Regions from separate parts of the Homo sapiens genome. Here region 1 is linked to region 2. Evidence: read pairs that join two places in POLR2A ChIA-PET (ENCODE). Cell type or tissue: CD4-positive, alpha-beta T cell. All regions are shown on one strand.

Region 1 (2,500 bases), 120 kb after region 2:
CAGAGTGTCTGGAGGGGGAGGGCTACCCATTCTCTGCCTCCTATAAGTGGGGACTTGGGTCTCAGCAGGTTCAAACCAGGTTCCACCTGGGAGATCACAGGGGCTATGGGGCAGAGGCACTGGGCCGAGTCGAACTGGCTTCTGGTGTGGATGCTGCTGAGCAGGCATGTCCCTTGGTCTGGGCCTACCGTGGTGGCCTGGAGGGCACACTCGCCCATGACCACATTGTGTGCCTGGGAGCGACGGAAGGGGCTTCCTCCTTTGCTGGCAGATTGCTAGGCAGGCAGGCTGCCAGGAAGCTCCACCCCACTCGGCACAGATCTGCAGCCTCTGCTAATATGAAGCATCATTTTGCACTTGCTTTTCTTCACCTCTCTGTTTGCCTCCCAAAGACTTGTAACCCAAGCTTGTGAATTGAGCTGGCTGTGGAGAAGCAGAGCTTCTCGTCATGAGAGTGTCGCGGCCCTTTCTTTGCAGCACTGAGGCAGGCCTGCGGGAGGTGCCGAGTGCTGTGCTCATAGGGGTGTTCGATGGAGGGGAGTCCTGGGGTGCGTGAGGTTTCCAGAGACCTGAGTTCTCAGCCCCATTTGTGCAACTCTGATCAAGCCATCCTGGCAACGCAGGGCAGGGCTCACAGTGCCAACACATATAGCAAGCCACCCCCCAGGGGCCACTCTGGAGTTTCCCTGAAAGCAGAAGACTCCCTGGTGGTGGAAAGTTTTGGTCCCATTTGTCTCAGATTATCCCATCAGTCTCACCCAACGTGGGCATGTTGTCCAACCTGAAACTGCCCTTTTTCCTGTTTTTCTTTCTTGGCCCATACCCATTTCTCAAGAAGCCCAGTGGAGCCGAAGATGGGGTCCTGCAGGGACCTCTCCCAGGTGGAGCCCGAGAGAGCTGCTCCATGCTGGAACCTCGGGAGGTGTGATCTTGGGAGCTGGGTGATGAGTCAGTCCCAGCAGTGGCTGCTGGTGAAGCAGGCCCCTTCCTCTGTACTTCCTGTTGGGCTGATGTCACCGCTCTGCGAGCCTCGTGGCCTTTTATGGACAAGAGTGAGCTGCAGCTCCTCTCACAGAGGAAGTGAGGCTTAAGCCCCCAGCAGAAGTCTGCACCTGGGATGAAATACCTGCGGTCAGGTTCCCCTTCCTCCCTCCTGGGCCCAGCCTGCTGAGCTGGCTGGAAACACCTGTCCACAGGTAGATGGCCACATCAGCTCAGATGCCCTCACTGCATGGGCTTGGCCTCAGGACATTTTCGGTTGAAAATGAAATCCAGGGAGAAAATGGCCTGGTTCCTGAATTTGTAACTTTTATGAAAGACTTTCTCGTGGCGGTGCCAGGGAATTGCTCAGTTGGGAGCTCCGAGACAGCAGGCGGGTGAGGACGGCATGTCTGGGCATCTGCCTCACACCGTGTACGACAGGAACACCATTTCCTTCCATCCTCAGAGCAGTCCCTTCATTCCCAGAGAGGTCAAGGGGCCAGGCATTGCGTGGGGAAGAGCGGAACCCAGGGCCACAGCGCTCTCGGCTGTGGCTTCCTCCTTTGCAGAACTGCTCCAGACACATGGACTAGTGGTTGTCAAACTGTGCTCTGAGGAACCCTGTCTCCACCACCCACTGTCCCTTGCTCAGGAATTTGGGAAGATTTTATCTGAGGAAGGACTGCCGCTGCTTTTTGAAAAGTCTGAAAACTACTGCAGAGTGACTCATAACCCCATCTCTACCCCACCCTCACCAAGAGAGGGGCTGGGGCAGTGGGTTCAGGCGCCTACCACGGCTAGACTTTCATCTGGCAGGGGGCTCGTGTCCCAGAAGAGGCTTGTCCCTGGCGGCCTCCTCCCGTTTAGAGGAAGGAAGGGCGTTTTCAAATAAGCCTTCAGTCCTTACAGGCCAAATAAGGACTCGAGCCAAAACAAGCAGATTGGGCCGGACTCTGAATGTGCTCATCCTGTGAGATGACAGTGCGGGGAAGGGTTGATGGGGTGGGCGCCAATGGCAGTCTCCACTAGAATGCATAGGGTGGGGAGGTGGGCTGCAGAGTAAACTGAGTAGGCCAAAGAGCCCACTGGTTGCTAAGAATTCTAACCACCCCACTGCCCAGAAGAGATGCCTCTGAGATCAGGAACAAATCCAGAAGAACCGCTGTGTGGAAAGATGGCAAAACAATGATGATAATACCTGCTTTGTACATTACAATACAATACCTTGTAAGGTTATTGGAGGCCACACAAGATAACAGACCAAAACCCTTCCTGAGCATTGGAAAGACCTTTTCGGTTGCATGGGGCCATGGTACGATTCGTGGTGCATCCGGCCGGTGGATTTAGGATACTAAGCAGTGCGGTAAGAGATGCAATGAGGAGGCCTCCCAGCAGTTTGCCTTTCAGAAAGCATTTGTCCAGATGAATGTTCCTGGCAGAACAAATCCAGATTTCTTTAAGGTATGGTTAGGCTGTGTTGACAGTGGTAAATTGGCTTCAGGAATTGGACGGGGAAGGC
Region 2 (2,500 bases):
CAATCATGGCTCACTGCAGCCTTGACCTCCTAGGCTTAAGCAATCCTCCCACCTCAGCCTCCCGAGTAGCTGGGACCACAGGCATGGGTTACCACACCTGGCTAATTTTTGTATTTTTTGTAGAGACGGGGTTTTGCCATGTTGCCCAGGCTGATCTCAAACTCTTTGGCTCAAGCGATCCACCTGCCTCAGCCTCCCAAAGTGCTGGGATTATAGACTTCAGCCACTCGCCAGGCGAATGTTTCTTCTCATGTGGCATGTGCTGTGGAAGACCTACACGGTACCAACAGAGTTTTTGCCTTTTGCCTGGAAGAACCCCCCCTACCCCACTCAGCCCTGCTCTAGACCTCTGCTTGGTGACCCTGTCACCAGCCTCTTAGATGCCTGTACAGTGTCATCAGCTCCGAAGGTCCCCCTTGCATGTGCCTTTATTGGGGCTGTTATCACCCTGGGGTGGGGATTTGCACACCTGGCTCCCACATTTGACCACTTTCCTTGGGGAAAGTGGACTTATTCTGGTGGTCTGATGTCCCCAGTGGCTTGTGAGGTACACAGCACCTAGTAGGTGCACAGCAAGCCTCTGCTCCAGGACCCCATCCCCATGAATCCATGGCTCAGTCACACATTTTCTTGATTCATCCATTAAATCAGAGGGGCCAACTTCCCCTCCCTCTGCCAGACCCTGATACAGACCAATTGATTCAGAGGGTAAAGGGGTCGTCCTGCCTGGCTCCTCAGGGTTGCAGAAGATATGACTGGCAGAGAAAGTGACTTTTTTTTTTTTTGAGACAGAGTCTACCTCTGCCTCCCACGCCGCAGTGCAATGGCTCAATCTTGGCTCACTGCAACCTCCGCTTCCCAGGTTCAAGCAATTCTCCTGCTTCAGCCTCCTGAGTAGCTGGGACTACAGGCACGTGCCACCACACCTGGCTAATTTTTGTATTTTTAGTAGAGACGGGGTTTCACCTGTTGGCCAGGCTGGTCTCAAACTCCTGACCTCAGGTGATCTGCCTGCCTCGGGGCCTCCCGAAGTGCTGGGATTATAGACCTGAGCCACCGCGCCTGGCCAGAAGTGATATTTGAACAGGACCTCCTTGGGTGAAGGAAGTGTTGGGCATCAGGCCGAGAGAGGCGGAGTTTGAAATAACTGAAGAGGTGTGAACATGGGCAGCTGCTGGGGTGGGGCCCCCCCGAGGGTGTGTCCCCAGTGTGTGGTCGGAAGTGCGGGCCAGGAGCTGAGGAAGGCAGTGAGCTCCGCAGGACGGAAGGGCCTTGTGTGCTGGTTCACTTCCCCCTGTTGGGGAACAAAGGCTTACGACGCATGAGCCAAGACAGTGAGTGACATTTCAAGGTTTTGTGACTGTGACCCAGAGTAAGAAATACATTACATCACAACCTGGCAGAGCGTGCAACATGGAAACAAGAGTTTCATGAGACAGTTTGCTTTTTTTGTTTTTTCTTTTTTAAAGAGACAGGATCTCACTCTCACCCAGGCTGGAGTTCAGTGGTGCCTCAACCTCCTGGGCTCCAGTGATTCTCCTGCCTCAGCCTCTCAAGTAGCTCTGGTTGCAGGCACCAGCCACTGCACCAGGCCATTTTGACCATTTTATTTTATTGTATTTATTTTGTTTTTCAGAGTTGGGGCCTTGCTCTGTCACCCAGGCTGCCGTACCATGGCACGATCATGGCTCACTGCAGCCTTGAACTCCTGGGCGCAAGCAATCCTCCCGCCTCAGCCTCTGGAGTAGCTAGGACTATAGGCACACACCACCATACCCGGCTAATTTTTTCTTTCTTTCTTTTTTTTTTTTTTTTTGTAGGAATGGGGCCTCACTGTGTTGCCTAGGCTGATTTTAACTCCTAGCCTCAAGCAGTCCTCCTGCCTTGGCCTCCTAAAATGCTGGGATTAGAGGCATGAGCCACCACACAGCCAAGACAGTTTGCTATTACTACCCAGGATGTGCTCTGAGATTTTCCCTTCTATTTTATCATCGTCATTATTAAATCCTTATTTGCGGCCAGGCACGGTGGCTCACGCCTATAATCCCAGCAGTTTGGGAGGCCGAAGTGGGCAGATTGCCAGAGCTCAGGAGTTCAAGACCAGCCTGGGCAACATGGTGAAACCCCGTCTGTACTAAAATACAAAATATTAGCCAGGCATGGCGGAGTACACCTGTAGTCACAGTTACTTGGGAGGCTGAGGCAGGAGAATTGCTTGATCCCAGGAGGTGGAGGTTGCAGTGAGCCAAGATCACACCACTGCACTCCAGCCTGGGTGACAGAGTGAGACTCCATCTCAAAAAAAAATTCTGATTTACTCAGAGTACCGACTTAATTAATTTCAAGATCCACCAGTGGGTCATGACTTACAATTTTTTGGTTTTTGGTTTTTGGTATTTTTTTGAATAGAGACGAGTTCTCCTATGTTGCCCAGGCTGGTCTTGAACTCCTGGGCTCAAATGATCTTCACGACTCAGCCTCCCATAGTGCTGGGATTACA

The links. Peaks named below come from ENCODE experiments on the same cell type or tissue, not always from the same donor. Only the 100,000 strongest peaks of a DNase experiment are listed, where the experiment ranks them.
Region 1: POLR2A ChIA-PET joins it to region 2 with 20 read pairs; 20 of 35 experiments call an interaction of 5 or more read pairs at or near these places.

The regions. Positions count from the first base shown.
Region 1 is chr22:36,330,155-36,332,654 of GRCh38, reverse strand. All of the region lies in intron 3 of MYH9 (myosin heavy chain 9), which reads left to right. Among named protein-coding and RNA genes, the nearest start is that of MIR6819, 44 kb to the right of the region's middle. RefSeq lists enhancers at 335-574, 795-854, 895-944, 488-1,117, 419-1,618 and 1 more. In CD4-positive, alpha-beta T cell, no CTCF peak of the experiment used is centred here; DNase peaks (open chromatin) are centred at 304, 614, 1,024, 1,744 and 1 weaker place; H3K4me3 peaks cover 1,960 bases; H3K27ac peaks cover 2,500 bases.
Region 2 is chr22:36,450,676-36,453,175 of GRCh38, reverse strand. All of the region lies in intron 1 of LOC124905111 (a long non-coding RNA gene), which reads left to right. Among named protein-coding and RNA genes, the nearest start is that of TXN2, 30 kb to the left of the region's middle. RefSeq lists enhancers at 662-1,165, 1,187-1,386, 1,166-1,670. In CD4-positive, alpha-beta T cell, a CTCF peak has its summit at 1,314 (motif pointing left); DNase peaks (open chromatin) are centred at 763 and 1,275; H3K27ac peaks cover 2,126 bases.